Regions from separate parts of the Homo sapiens genome. Here region 1 is linked to region 2. Evidence: read pairs that join two places in POLR2A ChIA-PET (ENCODE). Cell type or tissue: Panc1. All regions are shown on one strand. Links, peaks and the distances in the headings refer to the core of each region. The heading gives the core; the rest is flanking DNA. Region 1 holds the start of KRT20 (keratin 20). Region 2 overlaps RETREG3 (reticulophagy regulator family member 3).

What was found. ChIA-PET counts read pairs that join two places held together with the same protein. Peaks named below come from ENCODE experiments on the same cell type or tissue, not always from the same donor. Only the 100,000 strongest peaks of a DNase experiment are listed, where the experiment ranks them.
Region 1: POLR2A ChIA-PET joins it to region 2 with 11 read pairs; 3 of 35 experiments call an interaction of 5 or more read pairs at or near these places.

Annotation. Positions count from the first base shown.
Region 1 is chr17:40,883,790-40,886,597 of GRCh38, forward strand. It overlaps KRT20 (keratin 20), which reads right to left and starts at 1,453. Exons shown (of 8, transcript NM_019010.3): 1 at 1,007-1,453. The coding sequence starts at 1,396. All of the region lies in intron 1 of LOC105371777 (a long non-coding RNA gene), which reads left to right. In Panc1, for the core only: a CTCF peak has its summit at 1,630; no DNase peak of the experiment used is centred there; H3K27me3 peaks cover 410 bases.
Region 2 is chr17:42,603,714-42,606,468 of GRCh38, forward strand. The region is part of intron 1 of RETREG3 (reticulophagy regulator family member 3); the gene reads right to left. Among named protein-coding and RNA genes, the nearest start is that of RETREG3, 4.3 kb to the right of the region's middle. In Panc1, for the core only: no CTCF peak of the experiment used is centred there; no DNase peak of the experiment used is centred there.

The sequences.
Region 1 (2,808 bases), core at 164-2,663, 1.7 Mb before region 2:
GAGAGCTTGCGAAGGATGAACTTTATTCCGGAAGGGCTATTTAAATGCCATTGCTTCACATGCCCATAGTTTCTAAAATTCCAAAGTAACTTCCCATGGAGTCCGAATCAAATTGCCCTGATGTTTAGTACAACTCAAGAAAAACAGACTTGCTGGTAAGTAAATGCGCTTTGCTCTAAAGGAGTATGAATCTTAACACAAATTACAGTGAACACTTTTCTTAATTAGATAAGAACTTTAATTTGAAGCAAGTGCTCTGTGTCATATCTGAAATTTTCAATTAGGAGCAAAGTCTTCTGCTTTTATTCCATGAAACTGATAAAATACAGAGCTCCACCCTTTTTTTGATGACATAGGAGGAGGTTGTGATATGATTGTAATAAACATGAATTGGGGGCAATAGAACATTTTATTACTGTAGAAGTAGTTTCTGAACTGCTTGATGCTGATGGTCATGTTATTAAACAGGGCACTTAAAAATCCAGGCATCATTAAGACCCATATTCCTGCCACACTGTTTCCACCCAGAATCACTTTGCTATTTAAATCTGCAGTACAGTATTCTAATAGTCATATTATAACATTTACTTAAATAAAAGGAGAAAAGTCTTTGAATTTACTGGGGTTTCAAAACTTGATAAGGACTAGGTGAAAAACTAAGAGAGATTTATCACGTAATTAATTTTTAGCTCTTTTCAGAAAGATTGTTCACTATACATTTAGCCCTGATGTGATAAGCTGTGACAAAGATTCATTTTATTCCGGAGGATAAAATGTTCATATTTTGTATGTAATTGTGTTAAACATTAAAAATAGCATGATTTAAGGTCATCCTGTTGTACAGTCAGGTACTCCAGCACTAAAGGTAGATGAAAGAATTTTTATAGATGTAACATTTTAGCCTAATTTGCTTTACAAAGTCCATTTGGACCTACCTAACATAGATAACCTCTTGATTTATCTTGAAGCTAAACACAGAGTAGGAAACACAAGCATCATCTCTCACCTGACTTCGCAGCTCTTCAATTTGTCTGTAATATGCACTGTAGTCGCGACCAGCCCTCGGGGCGTTGGTTTCGTACCACTGCTTGATTTGCACTTCAAGTTTGGAGTTGGACTGCTCCAGGGTCCGCACCTTTTCTAGGTAGCTCGCTAGACGGTCATTTAGGTTCTGCATGGCCATTTTCTCATTGCCAACAAACAGGTCCCCGCCGCCTGTGAGATCGCTCCCATAGTTCACCGTGTGTCTGGAGTTGGAGATGCGGATGCCCCGGCCTCCAGCACCCCCATAAACGCTGGGTGTCGTCCCGAGGCGCTGCATGCCCACTGTACTGACTACAGGGGCCTGCAAGGAGGAGCTCAGGCTTCTGTGGAAGCTTCTGCGACTGAAATCCATTGGAGATTCCAGGAGGGAGCACCTGTAGCTTCAGGATGGTTGGGGCAGAGTGTGTCTCATGGAGGGTGTTGAGCTAGCCTTTTATGAAGTCCACAGGCAAGAAACTCCTCCTCTGCTGACATGTCACTAGGATTGGCACCACAGTCCACCTTGCCTTACTTCCACGCCCCCCGCTTTGTATAGCAATATGTTAATATGCTTAATTCAATTCCAGAAAATACCACTAGAGGCATTTCTTGGAGGCTTTTATCAGGGGCAACTTTTTTTTTTTTTTAATTAAACAGGTAATAAAAGGAAACAGGAAAGTGTATTCTTTTAGCCCATGCGCCTGCCTTGGCAGGTTTTTTTCATCCTAACATACACACAAAGAATATTTACAATCCTCATGTATAATTTAGGTATCTAAAAAGGCAGATGTGCCTACATAACTGAAAGTCACAATGGAGATAAAGGACAATGTTTGATTTGTATTGAGGAGTTGCTCTTCAGAACCTCTGTTTCATGCTTTGCTTGTGTTTGGCTTTTAAGTTTATTGTGTTTTGGACATCTTATTTTATAAGACTATTAAAATATTTTGTACAAACACAAAACCTCGAATCCCTAAACCAGGAATGAAACCATTGTACATTTGGAGATGTAGTTTGGGGATGTGAATTAAATGAATTTAGCTGAGTGATGGATTAGATGATTTGGGAGGTTATTTTCTTTCTATTTCTAATGTTCTATGACTAAATATTGCATTTTAGGTTTCCAGTCACCACCTGGCTTCAAGTCCTGTTACCAAGACACTTAGAATAAATCACACAGTGCTTTGTACCTGGCATGGTATCAGGATGGGTCTCCTCTTTTGTATGAGGCCAGCTTAACACCCACCATGAGACAGACTCTGCCCCATCCATCCTGAAGCTACTTACAGGTGCTCCTTCTAAAGTCCCCAGTGGATTTCAGTTGCAGAAGCTTCCATGGAAGCCTGATCTTCCTTGTATGCCCCCATAATCACAGCGAGAGTGGCTGTTTATATAGGAAGGGGTGCAGGCGGGGACTTGGGACTACACTCAGCTTCCAGGGTTGGGCTGGAGGCAGCTGCTTGTGTGTGGACCTCTAGACACATGGGCATGATCTCATCGGTGGGAATCTGATTGTAAGCAACCAATAAATGCCTGAGTCACTTGCTTCCCTTCATTCAAACCCCCTGGCTGAGAATTCACACTTCCCATGAAGCATGTAAATCACTTCCTTAGTTAATTAGATAATCACTAATTAATATAATTAGATAATCAGTTAATCACTTCCAAGTTAATTAGAAGGGATTGGAAAAGTCACTAAAAACATCTAATTAATTGTCATCCTGATACTTTAATGGAATTGAGATTTGTATATAATTAAGCAAGCAAGTAAATGCAAAAAAAATT
Region 2 (2,755 bases), core at 256-2,755:
ACGCCTGTAATCCCAGCACTTTGGGAGACCGAGGCGGGCGGATCACGAGGTCAGGAGATTGAGACCATCCTGGCTAAAACGGTGAAACCCGGTCTCTACTAAAAATACAAAAAATTAGGTGGGCATGGTGGCGGGCGCCTGTAGTCCCAGCTACTCGGGAGGCTGAGGCAGGAGACTGGCGTGAACCCGGGAGGTGGAGCTTGCAGTGAGCCGAGATCGCGCCACTGTACTCCAGCCTGGGCGACAGAGCGAGACTCCGTCTCAAAAAAAAAAAAAAGAAAAGAAATCAGATGTGTAGATTTTTTTTAACAGAACAAATATCTCTACTTAAATGGGCTCCCCATCTTCCATTTCTTGTTTCTATTATTTTTTACTCAAATCCTAACCTTCTAACTCAGAATTGCTGTATATCCTTAATCACTTTTTTGGGTCATTTTTATTTATTTATTTTTTTGGGGGGGCGGACAAAAATAAAATTTTTACATTTCATTTGTGAAATAACAAATTCTATAATAACCTCCTAGAAATACAGTATGGTTCACTGAGACTAGTGACTGCAAAAAGCAGATCCCAACAGAGATCTCTACTTGGGACTCAGCTTGTGGACTGCTCCAAAACAATATTCCTAATTCATAGACTATGTAGATTCACAGATTGTTAAAAACCACAAAGCAGTCAAGGTGCAGTGGGTCATGCCTGTAATCCTAGCACTTTAGGAGACCAAGCCGGGAGGGCTGTTAGAGATGAGGAGTTTGAGACCAGCCTGGGCAACATATTGAGATTCTGTCTCTACAAAAGTTTTGCAAATAGGCTGGGCCCAGTGGCATGTGCCTCTAGTCCCAGCTACTTGGAAGACTGAGGCAAGAGGACTGCTGGAGCCCAGGAGGTAGAGGCTGCAGTGAGCTATGATTGTGCCACTGCACTCCAGCCTGGGCAACAGAGGGAGACCCTGTCCAGCCCAACAACCCCCGATTCCCCAGCAAAAAAAAAAAAAAAAAAAAAAAACTGAAAGAGCTCAGCAGTTATGTAGGCCTCCTTGAACTATCTCTTCATGTTAGGTGGGAGAGGGAGCTTGGAGTTCACACATTTCCAGTGTTCATTTACCCTCCTCTGATCTCAGAGTACAAGTCAAACCAAAAAGTTACCCAAACCTGTTCTTTTCTGATCCTGTCAGGATACATGCTTGTTGACTCTCACATTCTTCCCCCAAATCACTCATTCACAGATGAGGTTGAGACTAATGAAAACACAAGCTATTGGAAGGAACGGCCTGACATTTCTATTATTATGCTAGAGACAATAACAGATCAGTGACCAGAAGTAATCTAGGCTGGAAGACCTCTGATATGGCCACCATAAATTCTCTGGTACCTGAAAAAAAAAAAAGTATGAAAACCTTGGAATACTATGGTGACAAGGTATCTACATCTATCTCCATCTTTTTTTTTTTTTTTTAAGATGTAAGAGGGCATATTCACAGTTACGGCAAAATATGACTGAGGATACAAAACACTGAAAATTAAGAGCTACCTACCTGAATTCTGATGGGTTTTTTTTTGTACTCCTATCTCCTAATACCTCAAAATGCATAAAAATCTCAGTTAATGATATGTCATTTTTGTCCCATTATTCAATACAATAAAAGAGAAACTAAATATTTCAGATTTGATTTTTCTGACTTGAGCTAATGATCCTCCTCCCTTTCTTAAACATTTAAAATGTTTGTTAACTGAACAGTCAGTCACTCTTCCACATTTCTAAGCGAAATGTCAACACTCATACTCAATATGACACTACTAGAATGTGAAGCCCAAATTTCATTTTAAATCTCTAATTACCTACCAAGGAAGCTCATTTCCCCAAACAATTCTGTGAACTCCAATGCCAGACTATCCAAGTTTCTGGGGACTTAACAGTATCTGTGCCTTTCACATGTAGGAGTCCTCTCCAGAAATGGCATACCCAACTGTTCTTTTAGTCTCAAGAGTCACATTGTCGGCCAGGGACAGTGGCTCACACCTGTAATCCCAGCACTTTGGGAGACCGAGGTGGGTGGATCACCTGAGGTCAGGAGTTCAAGACCAGCCTGGCCAACATGGTGAAACTCTGCCCTACAAAAATACAAAAATTAGCCAGACGTGATGGTGGGTGCCTGTAATCCCAGCTACTCGGGAGGCTGGGGTGGGAGAATCGCTTGAACTTAGGAGGTGGAAGTTGCAGTGAGCCAAGATCACGCCATTGCACCCCAGCCTGGGTGACAGAGCGAGACTCCATCTCAAAAAAAAAAAAAAAAAAAAAAAGTCACATCCTCATTTTGTTGTCTCTCTCCTGCACCTTCTTAAAATGTGATGGGACTGTAACAAGAGTAACTGTGTTCTGGATACACAACAGACAAGCTACTAGGAAATGCCAAAGATAAAGACCAATCACAGCAATGCTTTAAGAGACCCAGAGTACAAAAGGGGTTCTAAGTGAGCCTCTAAACATAGCATGTTAATAAGCTTAAGTAAACACTGGTAGAGGCCAGCAAATTAAAGCTAGCTGTAACATCTAAAGATATGTCCCAGTCACAGCAGCTCTTTATGTGCAGACCTCAACCTCACATTCTGCTTCAGAAACCTCTCTCAGACAAGCGGCAGAAGAAAGGTCCCCTCCTCGCAGATCACGAGGTCAGGAGATTGAGACCATCCTGGCTAACACGGTGAAATCCCGTCTCTACTAAAAAAAAATACAAAAAATTAGCCGGGCGTGGTGG